3 separate regions of the Mus musculus genome follow, and all the other regions are linked to region 1. A link is a loop called in an ENCODE intact Hi-C map of the cell type or tissue named here. Cell type or tissue: left cerebral cortex. All regions are shown on one strand. Region 1 overlaps Prkaa2 (protein kinase, AMP-activated, alpha 2 catalytic subunit). Region 2 has its middle 13 kb from the start of Prkaa2. Region 3 holds the start of Prkaa2 (protein kinase, AMP-activated, alpha 2 catalytic subunit).

Evidence for each region. A loop is a pair of places that touch in the nucleus more often than their neighbours do. Peaks named below come from ENCODE experiments on the same cell type or tissue, not always from the same donor. Only the 100,000 strongest peaks of a DNase experiment are listed, where the experiment ranks them.
Region 2: it touches region 1 in a loop (6-fold over the local background); 25 of 42 quality-filtered maps call a loop at or near these places.
Region 3: it touches region 1 in a loop (4-fold over the local background); 14 of 42 quality-filtered maps call a loop at or near these places.

The regions. Positions count from the first base shown.
Region 1 is chr4:105,031,079-105,039,078 of GRCm38, forward strand. Prkaa2 (protein kinase, AMP-activated, alpha 2 catalytic subunit) reads right to left here. Exons shown (of 9, transcript NM_178143.2): 8 at 5,621-5,747; 9 at 1-5,252. The coding sequence ends at 5,014. Among named protein-coding and RNA genes, the nearest start is that of Gm52670, 16 kb to the left of the region's middle. In left cerebral cortex, CTCF peaks have their summits at 2,276 and 3,387 (motif pointing right); DNase peaks (open chromatin) are centred at 236, 2,272 and 2,865; H3K27ac peaks cover 430 bases.
Region 2 is chr4:105,118,658-105,126,657 of GRCm38, forward strand. No RefSeq gene overlaps it. Among named protein-coding and RNA genes, the nearest start is that of Prkaa2, 13 kb to the left of the region's middle. In left cerebral cortex, a CTCF peak has its summit at 4,019 (motif pointing left); DNase peaks (open chromatin) are centred at 2,629 and 4,015.
Region 3 is chr4:105,106,191-105,114,190 of GRCm38, forward strand. Prkaa2 (protein kinase, AMP-activated, alpha 2 catalytic subunit) reads right to left here and starts at 3,708. Exons shown (of 9, transcript NM_178143.2): 1 at 3,515-3,708. The coding sequence starts at 3,608. Gm36893 (a long non-coding RNA gene) reads left to right here and starts at 3,708. Exons shown (of 2, transcript XR_376484.4): 1 at 3,708-3,998; 2 at 5,824-6,132. In left cerebral cortex, a CTCF peak has its summit at 3,624; DNase peaks (open chromatin) are centred at 1,571, 1,992, 2,137, 2,966 and 3 more places; H3K4me3 peaks cover 3,589 bases; H3K27ac peaks cover 3,722 bases.

The DNA of each region.
Region 1 (8,000 bases):
CACATGCAGTCGCAACCGGCACTGCTATGCAAGGCTGGCAGTAAACATTAATGTTGGCTCACAAAATACAGGCCTGCAGTCTGATAACGTCTGGATTGGACCTGATTCTGAACAGGTTATGGCTGAAGAAGCTTAATCAAAACTCCATCCAGTCTAGAGTCTAGACTGGGGCCTGTTCCTCACGGTATTACTGTTCAGTAGCATCAACCGCATCATAAATATTCAAGGAAAGGCGCCGCTGATAAAGACGCCGCTGCTAACTTGTTTACATAATCCATATGTATATATACACATACATATATGCATGACTTAAAGCTCATTAACTTAAGTTACGTTTCCAAGTTTAAAAAGGCTTGGTGAACTTCTATCAGAGCCAATAGTGATTAGGTAGCTCAGAGAGACACACTGTATAAAAACAGTGTCATCTCATTTATGCACAAAATTAAAAATGGCCAAAATGAAATTTAGATAAGCCTAGTTCAGCTAGCAGTCACAAACTGTGATCATTTAGATCGGGCTGGGGCTAATTTTCCTCGACAAAGAGCGCCTGGACTTTCAGAATCATGTAGAGGGCCAGGGGATTGAGGTTGAAGTTAAGCCCTTGCTTCTTACACGGGAAGCCTGGGCTCAGTCACCAGTATAAAACTCCCTACACCCAAATCATATAAATACAATTTCAGAAAAAAAAATATGTCCTAGAGATTTTTCTGGATTTTAAGCACCCTCAATAACTTATAAATACTTATAATAAAATCAATATAATCATAAATATTTCACAAAATTACATCTAGTTAGTGCAATCAACTAGCTTTTATAATTAGACTAACTACATTCACTTATAACTACTATATGTCATTCCAGGACTTACAAACAACACACCAGTGTTTATTTTTATTACTTGACTCTCAGATGTTTCACAAACTCTTTCTGTTCAGCCCAGAAGATGATCAACTGCAGTGAGCCTGCTTACTGGACTGGGTACTGCGAGGGAGCACTAGCAGACCTGGAAATGCATGGGCCCCACCACTGCTACCTAGCAGTCATCTTCTAATGAATGCTAAATCCACACCATGTTTTCAGTTTTGCATTCCAGTAGTCCAAGTACTTTTGGTTAGTGTACCTTTGAAATGCCTCGGACTAAGGAAAAAACACTCATACTAGCAAACAAATACATAAAATGTGAACACTCACACTGACGCTCTGAAGTAGTAAACAAGGCATGACTTCAGAGCTCAGAGGGACGATAGCTCTGTGTCCATCCCTTTCATTTTAGGGTTTTAAATTGAGGCCAAGTCCTAGATCACACTTACTATCCAGAGTTTTCAACAGAGTTGCCAAGAACTACTAAGCCATAAGCCCTACTTAACAAGCCACAGAGAACTGAAGGACAAGTTGCCAGACTGAACCAAACACAAAGCAGACAAGTCTACGGGCAGTCTCACATTTAGGTATGAGACTTCACCCTGGGAGTGACCAGGCAGAGCTGTGGTATCTGTGTTAGGTATGTTCCAGGCTGTTAAGTCTTATGAACATCAGTGTGGGGCCCACATTAACTAAGCATGCTTGCATGTTAGCAGAGACTACAGATGAAGCAGTATAAAAATCTGATTCGGTTGTTTACGATTATTTTCCAAATTGTGTTTCATTTCATTTGTATTAAATTTGTGTTCCCTGAGTACAAACTAGCTAAGAAAAGAGTAGATTGAGAATTAAGTAAATATTCTTGAATACTTACTTGCATAAAGTAGAGAATTACTGTGCTACATATACCCAATTCCCTAACACAGAGGGTCTTAATGTTTCTGCTTAGCTTAGGCTCCTAGCTTCTCTCTGCAGATAACCAGATGTTGCAAGGGCCTTTTACAAGAGTTCTTGATCAAAACAGAACCCTAACTTGTGAATGGTTTGGTTTTCTCTCTCCCTGTAGATTTACTTTGAGATAGCTTCAATTTTGGTTTCCTAAATAAAAGGACTTAGAAAACGTTCAGTGGCCATTGAAAAATGAATAAAACTGGCTTGCTATCCATGAAGCCACAACAGAAAGCCACTGCTCTCTTACTCTTCTGGTTTTCCATAAGTAACCTTGTCTAGGACTTTTCAGTCACCCTCTAAGGGAAAAAAAGAATAGATGTTCTACCTAAAAAGCATCATATGATTAGGAAAACCAGCATGTGGTACAAGCCCAGACTCAGGATGACCCTATGTGCATGGTCAATGGAGCAGATCTGAATTAGCATCAGGCTCTGGGGAAGAGGTGTTACTCACTGTCACTAACGACCACACCGTGGCGCTCAGAGACAATCGTTTCTCCTATGTTCTTATGGGATGCTACAGTTCCTTTATTGTTTCAATTTGAAACAAGGTCTTGCTATCTATCTAGTTCTTAGGCCCCAACGTATCTTCCTGCCTCATACTCCCCAGTCGTATTACAGGTAAGCAACCAGACTCAGCAAACGTTTTAAAAGAGTAAACTAGTTTGGGCAAAGTAGGGTTTTTGCAGTTATGTGGGGTCTTTTTGTTTTGTTTTTTTCTCAAAGTCTGCAAGTCTTTCGAGTTAATAGTCACTGTCCTCTGCAAGGTGCAGAGCAGAACACAATGTATTTCAAAATTATTTTGTGGGATTTCTTTGTTTTAGGAAATACTATTTTGGAAACAGATGGACTCCGTTTCCAAGACATACCACATCTATAACTTAATAGTTATTCTCCGCACGATCCAAGAGGATAGGCTGCTCTAAACTCAGTACCTACCATACCCATAGGATTGACTGAAATGTAGGAACTGTAAATTTGCAAAGAATTCTTTCCTTCTCTGTTTCCAAGAGCAACAAATCCCTATGCTGTGACTGAATTCCTGCCTCTGCTTTTCGAGATGAGTCACTGAATTCTCTCTGAAAACCAACTTACTCTATCATCTAGATTCATTAAATAATTATGTCTTAAAATGTTAAAAGAAACAAAATGACCTTCAGTTCTCCTGAAATTCAGCAGGTAACTGTCAACCTGGGTATTCATAATACTGGAATGAATTAAGACAATAGTAAATAACTTTTAGCTCTTGAATAGCATCATAATCATTCATATAAAGTAATTTTGGTTTAAATTCACTAGACTAAAAGCATTCTGCCTCCTTCCTGCCTTCATCACTGTTGTGGATGCTGTTATTAGAGGTAAAGAATCTATTCAGTTCCTTACTTCAAGGCCTTCCATGCCATGATTAGGCAAACATCATAAGGTGATCTCTCCCCCACCCCACAAACAAGGATACAGACACATTTGGAGAAGTCAGAACTATGCCACATTCATAAAACACATTAGATAACCCAGGCAGGACTAAGTATTGGTATTAAAATAACTACTAAAATTACCATCTATTGCCACAAGATGGCAATCTTTCAAAGATTAAACTTAAGGTACCTTAAATTATACACTCTCCTTCTCAATCAGTGGGCAAAGATTCTTTTATTTTACCATTGAGAAGTTGGAGTGATAAATATTGACCATCTTTTTAAAAGAACTACAAAGTTATCTGATGTGATATGATGCAAATTCCTGATTCAAAAAGCTATTTAAAGACAGACAAACTTGTCTTCTGGAATCTCATGAGAAACCTGGTCTAACAGTCTCATTTGCTTCTTGGTAAATAGAAAATATACAATTTTTGGTGAAGAGAAACCTGTCAAGGCAATGTTGCTTTTTTTTTTTTTCAAGAGCTTAATATTTTCTAGGGTGAATCAGATCAATGATTTTTAAAATTACAACATAAATACAATAGATGAATAAATAATTATTAGATAAATTACACATAATTTAAAATACTTTTACCAAAACAACATATAATCAATTAACTTAATCTATCTTGCAATATAGTGCTTTTTTGTCTTAAATTAAAAAAAAAACTTGCACAAAAATGTTTGGTTTTTTTTTGATTAAAAGCACTGATGTGTCAATACATATGTATATATATGTAAACAACACATATACGTATTCCAGGAGAATATACTTTTAAATATTTAAGGCTTCCCTGTCCAATCAGGTTCAACAGTGAAGGTCACAGAGATCAAGCTTTGGAAGTATACAAAGACATGATGGCCAAAGCAAGGTTTTTAGCTAAAGGATTAATGAAAGGGAAAAGCATTGAGCAAGACAGAGGCTCCTGAGGAAGACGGAGGGAGGAGGTGGCATCGATAACAAATGTTAAGGGAATTAGCAAACATGCCAGAGGGCCATGACTGCCGGCCCTCCTCCCAGCTACCCCAGTCTGATAAACACAAACAAGATCATAGAGTAGAATTTTCTTTTAAGAGACTGTTGTTGGTATTTTGCTTGTCTCATTGAACTGTGTACTAATTTTGCATGGTTTTGTTTTGCTTGGTGGTGGTGTGATTTAACTAGGCGCCTTGCACAACTGTCAGGAAGCTGGGAGATTAGGCTCCTGTTATCAGAAACACAGTCTTAATGGCTAATACTAGGCAGTATTTGCAGAAATAATTTAAAAGACTTTGGTTTCTAATATTTAGGGGGACAGGATTTTCAGATTTCTACATTGAAATAATATTTCCCTAACAGTTATTCTATATCTTAATCTTCTTGTGCAAGAGTGCCCAGGCAGCCTAACAGCTGCTGAAGTTTAGGAGGTAAACCGGATTTACGTACAGGAAACATGAAGGAAGGAGGCCCATTGAACCACCCCTACCTCAGCGGGTTCGTTCATCAGTGAGGTGTGCTTGCCATCTACAGCGAATTCACAGGTGTAAGTTAGCAAGCGCCACCACACTCACCCAGTACTACCCATGCAAACTTGTCACAGGCACAGGAGAGTTACAGAGTTCTACGAGTAAACAGAATGCTGGATTTCTGTGTTTTCGGTGATTTCAATAACACTGCATGTCACCTGGGAATGTTCACACCAACTTCTATTGCAGAGCACGTAATACCGAGTGAGATAATAATTTAAAGAGTGTATGTGATTTCACAGGGGGGTGACAGAAAGACAGAGACCAGGGGTGGATAATCAACGAGCTAAAGCAGTGATAAGACTGGCGCACATTTCAAAAAAATCCATGGTGTGACTGCCCAGGCGCGGGGATGCCGAGGACAAAGTGCTGCCAGTCAAAGAGCCAGTGAGAGAGCCAGAAAGGGAGTGGTTCTCAGCTGTGCTGGAATCAAAACTTGACCGTGCTCTGTGGAGGCCCGCAGCAGAACAGGAGCGCTGGGGTGTTGAAGAACCAGACCTCTGCTCCACCACCTCATCTGAAACGACCAAAGAACAGTAAACATAGCAACAGCCGAGTGCTTGCCCGAGTCCTCCCGGGGAAGATGCTGCAGAAGGCGAAGTAAAACCGATCTGAGCAAGGAGCTTAGGAAGGACTGTGATGCTTGTGTTTAGAAGATGCAGCATTTATAAGGAAATGAAAGGGAATATGCATACATCTGAAAAGTCATTACATCCTCGGCAATTTATTTTCTGCTAAGACCACAGGTTTGGTTTTACTTATACTTTGTTTAGATCTGCTTGAAGAGTGGAGGACCCACCCACCATGTCTTTGTGATGATTTTAACACTAGGTCACATTGTGCCAGGTTTTATTTCTCAGGACTCGTTCCTGCTGGCCTCCTTACCATCGATGCTTTTGAAGTCCAGAAGATAGCTCCGACTGTCTACCAGGTAAAGCTGTAAGCTCATTTTCACATAGTTGCCAGTCACTGGGTTTTTTCTTCTTACTCGAAGATGGTATGCATTCACTACCTAAAGCCAGAAATAAATAAAAATTTAAAACTACACAATGTCTCCCATCTTAGCAAAGAACATCAAAAGGAAATATAGGTGAGCAAGAGAAGAACTTATGGCTGACTCCTGTATGTTACAAATAGTTTGGTATATTTAATCCCACCAACAACAGCATTTATTAAAAACTTAGATCCGATAGTCTAGCCTTAACTCAGATATGGATCCTTTCTAGAGTATTAATAATGATCTTAGTTACCTCTTCTTCAATTGTTTTGAAGGAATAACCGAGAACTAAATGTTAGTGGTTTACATCAGGTAGAGCAATAGAACCCAGATACCACACCTCCAGAGGCTGCTGTCAGTACCCAGATACCACACCTCCAGAGGCTGCTGTCAGTACCCAGGTACCACACCTCCAGAGGCTGCTGTCAGTACCCAGGTACCATACCTCCAGAGGCTGCTGTCAGTACCCAGATACCACACCTCCAGAGGCTGTTGTCAGTACCCAGGTACCACACCTCCAGAGGCTGCTGTCAGTACCCAGGTACCATACCTCCAGAGGCTGCTGTCAGTACCCAGGTACCATACCTCCAGAGGCTGCTGTCAGTACCCAGGTACCATACCTCCAGAGGATGCTGTCAGTACCCAGGTACCATACCTCCAGAGGCTGCTGTCAGTACCCAGGTACCACACCTCCAGAGGCTGCTGTCAGTACCCAGGTACCATACCTCCAGAGGCTGCTGTCAGTACCCAGGTACCACAACTCCAGAGGCTGCTGTCAGTACCCAGGTACCACACCTCCAGAGGCTGCTGTCAGTACCCAGGTACCATACCTCCAGAGGCTGCTGTCAGTACCCAGGTACCACACCACCAGAGGATGCTGTCAGTACCCAGATACCACACCACCAGAGGATGCTGTCAGTACCTTCAGAAAACAGAAGCTCAGATAAAGAGGGCTCTGGGTCTTCAGAACGTTGGTCAAACTAGTTTCTAAATTCTTTCCATGGATATTGGAAAAATATTGGCATCTCCTTTTATTTACATATTTATATAATGAGACAGGGTCCCATACTGGTCTTAAATATATATTCTCCTGCCTCAGATTTCATTTCTGAAGTGCTATTACAGTCATGAACCATTATGTCCAGCAAAAAAAAATTTTAATTAAATAAAGTAGCTTCAGAAAAAGGAAATAGGCTTAAATTTAAATAAATATTAAGTTTATTTAATCATGTAAAATAATAAATGAAAGCATACTAAAACTGATCTATTAAAATATATTGAATACTCATATGATAAACTTGAATTTTTTTCTCCTTAATGACTCATACAACAAAACCGTAAGCCATGAATCTGGAAGAGGACAAGTAGGGAAAAGTGGGGGTACTGGGGTTTGGGGAATAAGAGAGAGTTGGGAAAATATCAAGAATTCACTTTATAATGTACAAAGTTGCTAAAAACTAAAATAGGCCTGTTATAGCACATGCCTTTAATCCAGCACTTAGAGGTAGAAGCAGATGGATCTCTATGAGTTCAAGGCCAAACTGGTCTACACATGAGTTCTAGGATAGCCACGATGACATAGTGGACAGGTCCTATCTTGGGGAAAATAGATAAAGAGAGAGAGAGAGAGAGAAACACATCTATCACCTTCAAGAAAAGAGCAACAGTTAAAGGGATATCTCATTTTTTAAAATGTCCCATATATATTCAAATAGAGTTAAACGGCAACAGAATGCTAAATTGAAAAGAAAGTAAAACTATTTGTTGATTGTAGTAAAAATATGCCATAATGAAGTATGATAGTTAATACTGAACAGTGTTGGCTAAAGACCATGGGGTCTCTGAAGTTGTACTGAATGCCCTTTATATCATGAGATGGTTATGCTTCTATGGGAAGAAGAGATGGAAGGTTATAGCTTTGAAATGATATGATCTGGTATGCAGTTGACAACTGTAGACTTGTGATGGTTAATACTGTCATCATGACAAGGTCTACAATCACCTCATGGACACACCTCCAAGCATGTCTGTAAGATATTTCCTAGAAGAGGGAAACTGAAGTGGGAAGGTCTAGCCTAAATGTGGGCAGCACCATTCCATATGCTGGAGCCCTGAACTAAGGGAGGATGTGAACAGAGCACCAGCAGCCATTGCTTTCTGCTTCCTGACTGAACATGGTGTGATCTTCTGCCTCACACCACTGCCTCCATGACACCCTGCTGTGATGGCCTGTGTCCTAGAACAGTGAGACTGAATGAACCTTCTCTT
Region 2 (8,000 bases), 88 kb after region 1:
TTGTAGACCAGATGAGAGCTGATATAGGTTTACTGGGATGGTCTAGTGCAGATGAAGAAAGGCACTAAAATACAGTAGAAAGACTGAAGATAGTACATAAGGTTGCTGGTGGCTGAATGAAATGTATAAAGATCAAAAAGAGAAGAACCAAAAACTTGGCTCTCAGGGGCTTGAACCTAAGGCCTCCTCTACTGGGCAGCCTCTCTTCCATGTCTATAGCTCAACTGAATGTTTTTCCTTTTGATTTTACAAAAGGGATATAATTTTTTTTTCTGAAAAATTAGGGATGGGAAGGGAATTGTTAGATGACAAACTTCTGCTTCAACTGTGGTAAGTTCATAATGCCTTATAGGAATCCAGCAAGGCTTGTGGTCAACCGCAAAAGGGCACAATGGAGAGGAAGGTCTATCTAATCTCAAAATGTAAGTACATGTTCACTTTTTTCTCAGTACTCTGACGAGGTAGCTGATAATAGCAACTTAAGGAAAGGTTTGTCTTAGCTCACAGTTGAGGGTGTGGTTCATTATTCTGCAGAAAGGTGAGGCAGCTTGTTAGACTGCATCCACACTTGGGAGGTATTGGGGGGATGAGGGTAGACTCCCTCTTTCCTTTTCCATGGAACAGTGCTACCCACATTTAGGATGAATCTTCACACTTCAGTTAACTTGGTCTAGAAATTCCTTTACAAATAAGCCCAGATGTTTGCCTCTTTGGTGATTCTAGATCCTGTCAAGTGGACAATAGTAACCATGACGGCGTTTCAGAATCATCCACCTTTATACGCAGGACTAGAGTTCAGTCTTGGATTTACTTTGGAAGTGAATATAGAGAGCAAAGGAAGAGATAGCAGGATTTATTTATTCCAGATTTGGAGACATGGAAAAGAAGAGGTGCCATCGAAGGTCTCTAAGGAATGCCCACTGAGTTAGGTGGAAACTTAAGATGTGTTACCAGTTATTTCAAGACACTGTTATCTACTCTATCTAATGCAGCCAAGATATCAGAGGTCAAGATAATGGAGAGTTTCTAATGGGTTTGATGACTTTGACAAACCACAAGGAAAGTAATGAAGATGAACTTGTAAGTGAAATTAGTTTCTGGAAAAAAGGGAAGAAGTATATCTATTAAGTTGGCTATGAAAAGGAGCAGAGATGTATTTGAGGTGTGGGTATTCCTGCCTCTGTGTGTGTGTGTGTCACACATACACCCTGCACTCATTTGTGCATGCATGGTGCATGTGTGGATGTGGGAAGAGTGTTGGTCCTTGTCTTCCATCTTGTCGGAGGCAAGGTCTTTGGTTGTTTTCCCACTGCACATGCCAGGCTAGCTGGCCCGTGAGCTTCTGGGATTCTCTTGTCTCTGCCTCATCTTCCTATGGGAATGCTGGGATTGCAGGTGTTTGTACTTTGCATCTGGCTCTTTTTTTTTTTTTTTTTTTTTTTTTTTTTAAAGGTTGGGTCTGAGAACAGGAACATAGTCCTCATGCTTAGGCAGCAAGTACTTTTACCCAGGGAGCCATCTCCCCAGCTCCACATATTTGAATTCAACTATGAAGACAGTAGCAATAGCAAATAAATAAGTGGAGACAAAGAGAGTTCTTGTTTGATTTTGTTTTTTTAAGATGAAGAAAACTATAGCATGTTGGTATGCTGATGGGCTTGCCCAAGCTGAAAGGGAAACCTGCTAATGTATAAAAGAGTGAGTAACCTGAGAACAGGTAGCAATCCTCTCAGTGTGACAGCCCTCCCGGGCTTCATCACTCTACTCTCCAGGAAACTGCACTCCAGTGAAAACCGTGTGTAGTCAGTAAATTTAAAAACTGAACTAAGCGCTATGCCAAGTGCCTGGGAAGGACCGACTACACAGTGCAGAGCAATGCATTAGAGGCTCTTGCTCTCCATCAGGGATCGAATGATGAGAACTCATTCTAGTGGAAGCCTCTATAAGGAAGGAGGCGAAGGGGATGGAACTGAGAAATAAAGAGGATAAACAGAAACTGATGAATACTTATGGGTAAGGGGAAAATGGCTTTCTGGCTCAGTAGTGCAGGAGGATGGATCACATGAAGCACGTTTTGTAGCTTATCACTCCCTTCCCCAAACGTGTTCAAAGACTTTATGTTACCTAAAGATTAACATGCAAAGATAGGTAGCCTAGTCTAGGCACCTCTTAAATCAATCGTCTGGGTGTGCTTTTTATTTTATTTTATTTTATTTTACTTTACATACTTCCTTAGAATTCAAAACCATAGTGGGCAAAATTCAGCTTGAAAAAAAATCACTACAAAATAATTTTCCATCGAAAGTCTAAATGTATGGTTTCTTATGATGTGTGGTCCTGCCAGCTTTGACTCTTACCTTATTTTTCCTGATGCAGCAGTTCTAATAGTCTAACAATGTGTTGTTTAATAATCAATACCTATGTCAAACTCCCTTCAGTTCTGCTTTGAAGTCTGCTTTTCCCTACTCTTGCTATCAGGGTTAAATTCCCTTCTTTGATACTCGTCACAATCTACTTCACAGACATCTCCATGTCTCTCGAAACTCACCTCCCTCGTGAATCCGTCCCTCACACGCCCACATACAACCAATCAGTCTGTCTTTAGCAACACCATCTGCCTTGAGTATATTTAATTAAACCCACCATTGGATCTGCCTGTTCCATGTCCAGTCACCATCTGCCAGGCCCTTGAGAGCAAGCACAATAAGCATGGTCCTGGATCCTTAGGAGCTAAATAAAGGAGTGGCACATGGGTGAAATTGAAGTTCCGGCAGAGCTTTTTCCTCAGTTTCCTGTCTCTTTAATTTAGAATTCCAGCAACAAAGAGTGCTGTGACATTATGCTCATTCTATCACACGCTCCTCTGCCTCCTCCTCCTCCTCTTCCTCTTCTTCTTCTTCTTCCTCCTCCCCCCTCCTCTCTTTCAGGTGTATGTGTCCTCTGCCCAAAATAATCAGGGGCATGACTTGTATCCTGATCATTTCATGTCTCTAGCATCTAGCTACTCAGTAAATGTCCCAGCAATGAGTTGTTTCACGGTGATCGGGTGGCTTTACCTTTTCAAGTCATCGTGCAATCGTGCTATCCTTTCTCACCATCACAGAGAACCTCTTGGTTATTCCTGGCAGAGATCAACCTTGACGCTGCGGAGAAAGATCTGTATCACTTTTGTTCTTAGACTTTTCTAGACCAGTTCTTCATTCTGACTGACTATAAAACCCTAGCCTTCCTCTCCGCCCCCCCACACACCACGAAACCAGCTCTTTTCATTGTATCCCTATTCATTTGCCACAACTCTATCCTCCCCTACTAACAGAACCATAAACCAAATACAGCTGCCTCGATCTGATGATTTTTATATATATTTTTTCTGTTAAACAATCAATAAGCTATTGCATTTACACTATTGTTAATACTTATAACTGCCGCTTGCCCTGCTGAGAATGCTTATATTATAGTCATTTTTAAAATATTTGGTAAATTAATAATGGAAGGAATGTTATTTTCACTGTCAAATGAAAGGCTGTGCCTCTTATGCAAAATTAGTTCACTCATATTTATAACTGTTTACATCCAAGAATTTATTGGTACAGACTAGAAGATACTGTCCTTCATGAACTAATTTCTAAGTAAAATGATAACTTTAGGGCTGGTGAGATGGCTCAGCAGGTAAGAGCACCCGACTGCTCTTCCAAAGGTCCTGAGTTCAAATCCCAGCAACCACATGGTGGCTCACAACCATCCGTAACAAGATCTGACTCCCTCTTCTGGTGTGTCTGAAGTGTACTTACATATAATCAAAAAATAAATCTTTAAAAATAATAATAATAACTTTATGTTATAAAGTATTCTTGTACCCGAAGCCTATGATAGCTCGGGCAGCAAACAGAAACGTGGCAGGTGCTGAGTTTCCCTTGTGGTTTGATGAAGTTCTACCTTCTCTGCATACTGCAGAACCCAAGTGACCCATACTTGCGCTAGCCGGTCCTTGGTGAACTTGTCCATCTGGCGCCCTCTGCTGGCCTCCTGAGCTTTGATGGACTTAAGTTTTCCTCGCCTAGGGACTATCCTGAACAGTAACAATTAATTACCCAAGGAGCTAAAGGGGTCTGCAACCCTATAGGTGGAACAACAATATGAACTAACCAGTACCCCCAGAGCTCGTGTCTCTAGCTGCATATGTAGCAGAAGATGGCCTAGTCAGCCATCATAGGGAAGAGAGGCCCCTTGGTCTTGCAAACTTTATATGCCCCAGTACAGGGCCAGGAAGTAGAAGTGAGTGGGAAGGGGAGCGGCGGGGAAGAGATATGGGAGACTTTTGGGATAGCATTTGAAAATGTAAATGAAGAAAATACCTAATAAAAATTGGGGGGGGGGGAGGCTGTCTTTTACTTGACAGCCCCTTACAATGCAGAAGCCATATCAGAATTTCCAAACAATGAGTCCACGGTGCTCAGGATGTCATTTGCAAGCTGCCACAGCAGTCATGCTTGCACGCCACAGAGTGGCTCCAGTCACGGGCCCTCTCACAGCCTGGGTCACACGCTGGTCCTAAGGAACATCTGATCGCCTAGAGCCTGGAGGAAACTTTTCTTTCTCCCACGTTGTGTTTCAGTGGTGTTTTCACTCCAGTGCCTCAGAAAGGTTCTCCCATTGCAGAGGGAGAAGTGGGAAGAAGTGGGGAGAAGAAGGTGCGCTGGGAGGAGATCCTTGCAAACGTGACATTTGGTATTTCAGCTTTAGTTCCCTTGAGAATTGTGGGCGGCATCCACAACGCAACCCTGCTTTGGTTTTTTGTTTTGTTTTGTTTTGTTTTCGTTATTGAATCCACCTGTTGGTTCAAGGAGATTAACAATTATAACATTTCCAGTACACTAGATTGTAGGTGGAGTGCAGAAAAGCTCAGAAACTACTGCCTAAAAAGAAATTTGCTTGAGGTGGTAGCACACACTTTAATCCCAGCACTTGAGAGGCAGAGGCAGGCAGATTTCTGAGTTCGAGGCCAGCCTGGTCTACAGAGTGAGTTCCAGGACAGCCAGGGCTATACAGAGAAACCCTGTCTAGAAAAAACAATACAAAACAAACAAAAACAAAAAAACTTTAAATTTTTTGTTTGGGGAACAATGAAAACAATAGCTTTGGGAAGTTCTTATTTTGTTTTACAATTCATTTTCATTGTTATGAAGTTTAGGTCTACTTCTTTTGATACAAAAGACTTTCCCAGGACCCATATTCTCAGGGCTCTTTCCAAAACAGGTATGTACATGTAAAGTCATTTTTTGTTTGTTTTTCGAGACAGGGTTTCTCTGTATAGCCCTGGCTATTATCCTGGAACTCACTCTGTAGACCAGGCTGGCCTCGAACTCAGAAATCCGCCTGCCTCTGCCTCCCGAGTACTGGGATTAAAGGCGTGCGCCACCACACCCGGCTAAGGGTACATTATTAACTGCTGTGTATTTCAGACTCAAACATCTTCCACTGAGTGCTTGCCACAAGGGTCCTCTGCATGGCTCTCCTCCTCATTCCTGGGCCCTTACTTCGCCTCTTAGTTAACCACTGAAGTCTTCTCTGCAGTTTTGAAAGCTGCCCATTTCCCATTGCATCTCTGTCCAAACTCTTAAACAAACCAACAAATAAAAAAAAAAACAAAACCCTCTTGCTTATTTCACAAGTTTAAAATTTATTTTACAAAGTTTGGATTCATTCAGAAAACCCCAGGCCTTTCTCATGAAAGAGTTGCCAAAGTGTCTAAGGAAGAAGGAACATGCCATTCTGGCAACGCCAACCCCTGACAGCATTTTCTCAACACTGAATAAAGAGTGCTCTTTTCTCTAGGTCATGGAAGAGAGTGGCGTAAACATTTATTTGTGGATTGGCAATTGAATCGCAGGTACTGAGAGGTATCAGATGAGGCGCTTTTTCCACTGGCTATAGAGAAATGAGTAGCTTATATGAATTGGAGAAATGAATTCCTAGTTTGGCTAATAGCACATTCTACACCTTGTTTCCTGCTCAATCAATGGGGCATTTTTGTGGAACTAAGCCAAAGAGTTTTATGAATAGTTCTTTACTTTGCTCCATCTGTTAGGAACATTTTTTTTCAAATATAAATGAAAAATAAATCCCTTACAAAAATGTGTGTGTTCTCAGTCTGCTGCTGGGAGCTCAGTGCTTGGCTTTTCGGCATGGTGTCTTAGTTGAGTCTGCATCTGCTAGAACACTCCTAATAGAGACGATCTGTAGACAGAAACACCTTGTTCTTATTGTATTGAAAATATTTCTCAGGTTTAAGTCAAGACTTCCAATATTTCAGCTGTTCACTATTTGGGGAAGGATAGAGATAGGGTCTTGCTATATATAGCCTTGGCTAGCCCGGAGCTCACCACGGACTTGAATTCCAAGCAATCCCCCTGCCTTAACCTTTTGAGTACTGGGACTATAAGCACATACCACCATGCCTGCTGTGTAAACTATTTTTAGTTACTATGTTTCCCTTACTATAGAGTTAAGATCCTTAATTAAAATCATCTCTGCTGGTAGGGGAACGGCTCAGTCAAACCAAAGAACCTATGTGAAAAAGACCAGGAATGTGGGGTGGTCTGCGATTACAGTTCCAACACTGGGAAGGCAGAAGTAGGAGGATCCTTGGGGTTTGATGGCCAGCTACTCTATGATGGCCAGCTACTCTAGGCTAACTGATGAACTCCAGGCCAAGAGAGGCTCCGTCTCAAAAGAGGTAGATAGCATTCCTGAGGATGGTCCCCAGGGTATCTTCATGCCTCCACATGCAAGCACATGAGTGCAGATAGAGAACACATACTCACATGAAAATATTCATCACAAGTTGTTGCTTCATGAGATAAGCCATGTGGGTTTTGGATAATTAACTCAGTCTACACTGTTACTACATTTTTATGAGTAATAAAAAATATACAGCAAAGTCACTTGACTAAGAATTAACAAATCTTTGACCTAAGAATTGACATTTATCGGAATGTTCAAAAGTAATCATGAGCAATTAAGTTTCCTGTATCAAGATGACTCAGCATGTAAAACTCATGAGCAAAATCTGTTTTCTTTGAGAGTAGATACATTAAAACAATATTTGCTATGTAATCTATCGAAAACAGGCAGCAGAATTGGAAGGCTGTAGTCTGGGAGAGCGGGGGAATTGCAGAAAAGATGCTTCAATATTATTTCTGGATGACTTGTAAAGATGCAATTTTGTATAATCTATTTCCTCGCTTCACTGTGAAGTTCAAATCGTGAAAATACACAATGGAGCCAAGGGAGTTCAGCAATCATTTTGTAGATATTGAAATGTTTATTATATGTTGAATGGTAATAGAAACCAGTTTGCAGTCTACTGTTTCCATCTTCTTTTCTTTTCTTTTTTTTTTCTTTTTGGAATTATATCAGCTTTCTCATTCCTTTACATTATTATCTGTTCTTTGCCGTAAAGTCACTGCATTACACAGCCTATTTGAAATCTTTTTAATAGCCTACTAGGATAACAGTTCTCCTGACAAGTTAATAAATACATAATGTCAATCTCCATAGCTTTTCACAATAAACAAATCACAAGAGATAAGTGTAAGAAGAATCTGACTCAACAACTGATGTTCGTTGGTAGCATAGTAAATGGATAGTGAATATATCCCTGAGATATTTCCAAATGTAGAAAAACTCTTTTCACGGATTGCATGCTTTCTGTCTCTGTGTTTATCAGCAAGAAAATAGTGTATATCAAACAAAAGGTATTCATTTCCATTTATTTAAAATAAGACAGCTTCACTGGTATTTTAAAACTGCTTAGCAGATAGGAGTCTTCCAGTTGAAAGCCAGCTGATTTCTTTAAGTCCTGTGACCGATGTGTATGGTGCCTTCAGTAATAGAGCCTTGTCATCAAGTTCTGATGGGCAGTCAGGATAACGACAGTAGCCTTCATTTTTCTCTGGGATTCCTTCCCCCGTTGTGCCCAACCTACATCTTGAATGGAA
Region 3 (8,000 bases), 75 kb after region 1:
GGTTAATTTACAAGCTAGGTGGGAATAGGCCTAAGTTAAGCCCTTAAGCATTCACAATAAATATAAGCCCCCGTGTCACTACTCAGGAGCTGGTGATCCCAAAGAAGTTTCCCTTACAAGTAACCACAGACTGGAGCCTCTTAAACACAGCTGAACTACATCTTTGTACCCTTTGAGTTATTTTCCCAAGTATTTTCTCAGAGGAGCAACACACATCCACACACAGAGCTCTGCATGTGAATCTTCATAGAGGCACTCTTTATAACAGCCTATATAGCAAGACAATGTCCAGCAGCTAAGAATGTAAGAGGATGGTGGCACAGACATACAATGGATGATCACACAACAATAAAAAGGAAGAAATCGGCTACATGTTATGCTAGATATGAACCTCAAAAACAAAATACTAGACATAGAGACACCTTTACTCCATGATACCAATTCATCTTTTTCCAGCAAAGACATTTCTTATACATATTAGACATAGATAGTGGTATCTGAGGGTTGTGGGTGTGAATGATATTAACTGTAAATGGCTAAAATAAATGTTCTACAGCTAAGATACAATGATGGTTGTGGTACTTGGCAAAATTACTAAAAACTGTTAATGGTACACTTAAAATCAGTGTTTTTAAAAATATGTAAAACACACCTCAGTATATGTTTTTAAAGCTACATTTGCCTTGGATAGGGGAGGGGCTCAAGAAAGTCCACTCCTAGATGAGAAACTACTTAGGCAGTTCATGGCTGCTCGTGGGGCTGGGGGCAGGGGGCCTCTAGTAGGTTACCTGTGTTCCAGTGGTTGGCTCTATACCCAGGCACAGATTTGCAGATAGATATATATGTAAAGATAGACAGATGTGAAATTGGAATGGAGATTTGGTGGGAGGGCATTAAAGGAGTTGGAAAGAGAAAGGGCAGGGACTCTGATTAAAGCACATTGTATGAAATGTCAAATAATAAATTAAAATGTACTCTTTTTTTTAAGTTTTAGGATTTACTTGTTTTATGTATATGAGCTGTAGCTGTCTTCAGACACACCAAAAGAGGGCAACAGATCCCATTACATGGTTGTGAGCCACCATGTGGTTGCTGGGAATTGAACTCAGGACCTCTGGAAGAGCAGTTTGTGCTCTTAACCACTGGGCCATCTCTCCAGCCCTAAAATGTATTCTTAATACGCATATACTTTGTTTCACCAGCCCCTTGACTTAACAACTACAGCTGTATTGATTACAAACCCACTTGACCTAGCTTAATTTCTGTCATAAAACACCCCAACTAAAAGTGACTTAGGGAAGAAAGGGTTTATTTTAATTCAGTTTCCAGGCTACAGTCCGTTTGAGGGAAGTCAAGGCAGGAACGTGAAGCACATCCTCGGTCACCAGCAGAGAGAGAGAACACATGCAGGCAGGCCTGCTCATCATGCTCGCCCATCCCTCTATACTTAACAGAGCGCAGGACCCAAACTCAGGGAACAGTACTGCCCAGAATGGGGGAGGGCTTCCCACTTGAGCATGCGCAGAAGCTAACTGGATCTAAATAATTCTTCATTAAGCTTCCCTTCCTAGGTGTTTCTTCCTTGTGTGCATTTGACAATTAATAGTAACTATCACACCACATAGGGAATATCTCTTTAGGGAAGATAAAATGGTCAGGAGAAATCCAAACAGCTCGTTCCAGCAGGGTTCTCCAGGAAAAAGATTTTTCTCATAAGCCAAAGGTCCCTTCTGCTCCATTTATATTTTAGGAAGCTGGCGCTTAGAAGCAGACAGAGACTATAACCAAATATTTTCGAACTATCCCTTGACAATGGCCTGAGAAATCAGATCGGGTATTCCACTCTACATCAAGAGGAAAAAAAAAAAAGCAAGCGCAAACAAAAGCACTTAGCAGAACATGAAAGCATATAGGCTAAGTTATATAACTTACCCTAAATGGCAAAGCAGCCGTTTGCATAACTTTGCAATGCCACAGCAAAGCAGTTCTCTGCAAAGATGGTGGCAACATCATTATCTAATCTCTATCATTATCATCTCCCAACTATCCACAACTCTTACAAGATCCCAACTTCACAAGACTTCAAAGAATTTTACAAACATTTTAGGTCTTTACAAAAATACCCACTCCGTGAGGCCACGTGGCACCTTAATATAATCTGCCAACCTCACAAAAGGCTCCATCCTTCCTTCCCCTGTTCTCCTTTCTCAATAGGAGGGGGCCATATACTTTTCACATGTATTCTGATTGTCTTTCCCTCATAGCGAGTAAGTCCCAGGAGAGCTCAGGTTTTGCTCTTTCCTAGAACTCCGTTGCCCAGAACAGTTCCCCGCATGTGGTGAGAGCATTCAGTGTTTTCTAGTTGTACAAACCGGTATTAGATACACCAAGAGGAGTTAATCCTCGCAGGAATGAGGAGTCTCTCCCTTCTATTCAAACCTTCACTGGAGGTTAAAATGTAGAAAATAAGCCTCAGCATAAAATCCCCAGACTGCTTACCCGATATTTATTCAACAACAACAAAAGGCTAATGTTTCACTTTTAATTCCCAACTTGCTACCAAGTATTTTTTTTAACAAGAGCTGTAGTTCTGTTAAAAGGACGGGTAATCAAACCCCATGTGACTCTTATTAACTAATAAGAAAGCAAAGCAAAGTTTAATACTTAACTAGTTTAGTGCAGTGTGACATTTCAAAAGCAACCAGTTTTTTTCCAAAACCCCCAAAGCAGTCCCTTCACCAACAAACATACCCCTTGCCTAAGCAAGTCTGACCTCTTGGGGACCCAAAGTCGATCACCAAGCAACATTTTCTCCCAGACCCTGACCACAGAATCCTTCCTTGAACCAATCAACCTACAGAGCTAGGGGTTCTCCTAAATTCTCTGTCCAACCCGCTGCATTCCAGCGTTTTCACACACCCAGCAGAGGGACTTGGCACCTCTCTGCTATGGGCATGCCCCTGGTCAACTCCACCATCAAAGGACTGGGACAGGGAAGAATCTGGGAAAGGCAGGGACCTCATCAGCAAGGCCAAAATTGGAGGACATCTTAGACCTCACCCTGAATCTGCCAATTCTCTGTGACCTTGGGCGTGTCTCTGAAGCCTTGGAGCTCGAGTTCTCTCACCTTTAAGGTGAGGACCGCACCCGGCCGGTGCCACGTTAAGGATTAAGTGTGACCACAGATGAGGCTCCACGCAGAGCACTTGGCACCAGTGGGAGACCCCCTCCCAATTCGCGGCGGGCGCCGTGACTCCCCCATCCTCCCCACGCTTCGGGGCCCTTCGGACTGGGCCAATCGCCCAATTCTGCAGACAAGCGAGCTGAGGCATAGAGAAAAGACAGGGCGCTCGGAGGCACCCCCCGCCAAGGCACACCCCATAACCGCTGGTCCCCCCGGACCCACGCCCGGGCTGCGGCTCCAGGTGCTTGTGCCCCGGGCTCGCCCGCGAGCGCTCCACCTGCCACCCGGCCTCGCTCGCGCCTGCCCGCCCGCCCGCGCCGCTGCACTCACTCTTCACTTTGCCGAAGGTGCCGACGCCCAGGGTGTCCCCCAGGACGTAGTGTCCGATCTTCACCCGCCCGTCGTGCTTCTGCTTCTCAGCCATGTTCGGCGCACGGGCTCCCCCTGCCGCGGGCTCTGAGCGCCGCCGCCGCTACCGCTGCCGCCGCCGCTACCGCCGCCACCGCCGCCGCCGCCGCCTACCCACAGTGCAGCGGGCCCGGGGGGCGGGACGGGGACGCCCGGGGCGCGGTGGGGAGAGCGCAGCCCGGCGCGTGTGGACGCAGGCTGGGGGAGCAGAGCCGAGGCGTCCCGAGAAAAGCCCAGGGCGGTGAAGATGGAAGGGATGAATCTGAGCGCGACCGAGATGGAAGGAGAATCTGAGGAGAAGTGGGGGTGACGGGGTGTAGACCGTGAGCCATGCCTCGGGACCAGAGGGCAAGGCGCTGGAGAGGGCGGCCCGCCCCTAGCCCCTGGCACGCTCCCCCTAGCCAAGGTTTGTTTGTCTGGGAACGTTCTAGTCCGTACCCTCTTCAGATGGCGTCCCATTGTTTTGTAGTTCCTGGTCGTGTTATTGTTAGGTCTCAACCCCCAGACAAACTGCCAACGGAGACGCCTAGCATTAACATAGCAAAGGTGACGTGACGCTGGTTCTCTCAGCATCCCTTAGTCCCCACCTGGTATAGGGTCCTCCTGCCTGGCATACCCTGACCCCTACCCTGAACTCTCCAGCCCGGGGACTGAGCTGCCCCTTCCCTCAGGTCCTCTGATCCCTAGATAATTCAGCCATTTTGGCTGTGCCAGTTTCTTAGCCCAGGCCACCCACCCCTCTTAGGCTTGGCTCCTCTCTTGCTCTCCCTCCCTCTCTCTCCTCACATGGCCCTGCTGAGTCTGACCATGTGTCTCTGCCTCTGCTTCTGCCTGTATGTTCATTTTATCTATAACAGGCCTTCCTCATTGTGTTAGTTAAAGCTTTTATTGTTGCGATAAAACACCATAACCAGAAAGCAAGTTGGGGAGGGCAGGGTTTATTTTTTACACCTCCACCGCACTGTTCATCATTGAAGGAAGTCAGGACAGGAACTCAATGCATGGAACCTGGAGGCAAGAGCTGATGCGGAGGCCATGGGGGGTTGGGGAGGGGTTGCTGCATACTGGTTGGCTCATCAGGGCTGGTCCAGCCTGTTTTCCTACAGACCCCAGGACCACCAGCGCAAGGATGGAACCACCCGCAATGGGCCCTTCCCCACCAATCACTAATTAAGCCTTACAGCTGGATTTTCTCAGTTGAGGTTCCCTCCTTTCAGATGACCTTGTGTCAAGTTGCCATATGACAAGCCAGCACATCCACCATACCCAGGAGCAGTTATGGTCTCCTTTTATTTCTTTTCTTCATTCAGTTATATAGACAATCGTGTTATAGAGATAAAAGACATTCTCTTCAGGACTCTCAATTCTAACTCATTTGAACAAAATTTCCCAATAAATCATAGACACAGCCCTAAGTATATTTCAGCACTTGCATACATGTGTGTAGATATGCATTATATACGGGACAAGGGAGAAATACTAAAAGAAATAGGAAATAATTTACATGTGCAGGTAAATGTAGAACATAGACAAAACACAGAAGGGATCAAAGAATTGTGGGAAACAAAATGATGTAAAAACACATTAAAGAAATGAGTGTATTGAGGATGGAAGTAAAAAATAATAATAATAATAATAAAAGGGAATCCAAAGCATGCCCAGAGTGTTACCAGTGGGCAAATCACTTATGAGCAAGCAATCTCTTCCTCCCGGCTCCCCTCACTCTTCCCCTCCCTTTACTTAATGTTAGCCGACCTTGCCATAGCTGAAGATTATTTGCTTCCTATACAGAAATATGAAGACTCATGTGACTTCCATTTAGCAGTTCCCTGCACTCATACAAACGTGCTTCAAAACATAAATACTTAAAAAAAAAAAAACATAAATACTTGCAGCTTTTCCCATAAAAAAATAATTTAGAAACACAAAGAAAAGGGATTATTTGCTGTTTGGGGATAAATTATTAAAGGTTAGTCAAACATCTGTGACACTGTGCATGCCGATAGAGTTTCATAGTCACATGCCTCGAACGTGAAGCCTCAAGTCACGCTGTTTGTATGTAAAGAGTGAACCGGGAACTGGGTATGACACAACTTGTTTCCTGAGACCTAGTAAACATACAGCTGACCAACTGGTGTGTCCACCATGGCGATCTGATGAGAGATGATCTCGGCGTATAAATTATAGACATCACAGCTGTCGGACATGGGCTATTTTTGTTCATCCTGCAGATCACCTTTCCTGCTGACAAGAAGATCTCACTTATGAGTCCCAACCTCGATGGCAAATTTGAGAAAGCTTCCCCGGGCTATTTTTAAGGCTGAACTTTTATTTGGTTAAAGACCATTCCTTTGCTAGTCCTTCAGATGAGGAAGCTGAGATAGCTCTTCTGCTGAGAGTCTGTGTTGTCCTAATAATCTAATAAATGATGTTGAGGAGTCTTTAAATTGTGAAGCTACACGAAGAAAAGCTATAAACTGAGATCTTAAAGCATGTTGAATTGTCGACTCACTGGCAATTAAAGTTTCATTGTTATTACACTAACCTTATAGTTTTATGCTAAGCATAAGCAATACTTTCTTGATTAAGAAGTTCATTTAGTCTCAGCTATTTGTCATCAAGGAACATTATTGTCCCCGTTTTATAGATGATAAAGCTCGATTTTCCCTCTGTTATTTTTCCCCCAAGGCTATAAAGCTAAAGTCAAAGCCAGCCAGACTCAGATCCAGTTCCAACCTGCCCTCTTCCTTCCAGTTCATTACAGCTGGAATCCCATGATGCTCTGAGAGAGTTCCAGTATGTTCATTGCCAGAGACCCCTTCAGACACTTTTATTTCTAGAGCAGAGCAGTGTTCAATCCTGTTGGTGCTTTCTTTAGTGGGAAGTAGAATGTTAGCTGGGTGTGGAGATGGGAAGGTCTTTAGTGGTAATACACTCTTCGGGTGCCCTGTGTACTTCATGTGTAAATCTGAGGCTGCCTCACCCTTCTCAGCAATGCAGAATTCTGTACTAAATGGCTGGATCTCCTTGTGCCCCTAGGATACTCACCTGAGAACATTGTAATGCACTCTATCCTATTTTATTAGTTTGCAGTGGTGTTCCAGTGCTGCTGTGACTTAGATTCATAGCCTAGGTTCTGACCACGGGTCTAGCTGTTCTGACCACTGATTTAGCTGTTACTGCTTTAGTTCTCAACAATTAGACCGTTGCCATTTTTTTTCCTCCAAATATTCTAAAGCAGGACCTGAATGGATAACTGGAATACTCCTAGACCAGTGGTTCTCAACCTTCCTAATGCTGGGGCCCTTTATACAGTCCCTCATGTCGTGGTAACCCCCGACCATAAACTTATTTTTGTTGCTTCCTCATTACTGTAATCTTTCTGCTGTTATGAATCATAATGTAAATATCTGTGTTTTACAATGGTCTTAAATGACTCCTGTGAAAAAGTCATTCAACCCCTCCCTCAAGGGGTCGTGACCCACAGGTTGAGAAACGTAATACTAGACTATATTAGATTGCATTCGTGTCATCAAATATATACAGCAAGGTATCTCCAAGTTCAGGACATTGTAAAAAATAAATTAACTATCCAACCAGTACTGGAATTATAGGTGCTCACTACTGCACCCAGGGTTTTTTTTTGGGGGGGGGGTTGGTTTTAATTAATTAATTTATCCACTTTGCATCCTGATTACTGTCCTCTTCCTGGTCGCCCCTACACACATAGTTCCCTCCCCCACCCTCCCTCCCCTTCTCCTCTGAGAGGGTGGAGGCCCCCTCTGGGTATCTCCCCACCCTGGCACATCAGGTCTCTGCAGGGCTAGGTGCACCCTCTCCCACCAGAGGCAGACAAGGGGCCATTGGGGCAGCATATTCCACAGACAGACAAGCAACAGCTTTAGGGACAGCCCCCGCTCCAGTTGTTGGGGATCCACATGAAGACTGAGCTGCACATCTGTCCTTTGATTGCACCCAAGTTTTTACTTGGATGTTGGAGAGATGCACTCTCCGACTTTGATCAAGGGGTTTACTCTGTTTCTCTTTATGGGCCTCACTGCTCATATTTCATGCTAGTACTCCAGTAATTGTCAAGCCTATTCGAGTATAAATGTCCAGTAATGTATTAATAGGTTTTAATACATATGAAATTGACATTTTCATAGCCCGTTTGCTTTGTGTAGGGCCTAATGGAATTTAATATATCCTCCTAGAAATTTTTGTTCAAAAATAGAGAGGAGGGCACAGTTTCATTTTATACCAACTTAGGATAGTTATGCCTGGTTATCAGTGTGATTGATTGATTGTGTTAGAAAGTGTTTCTCAGTGTGTCTGTGAAGGTGTTGACAGGAGCATTTCTTTCTTTCTTTTACTTTTTTCTTTTTCTTCCTTTTTTGTTGTTGTTTGA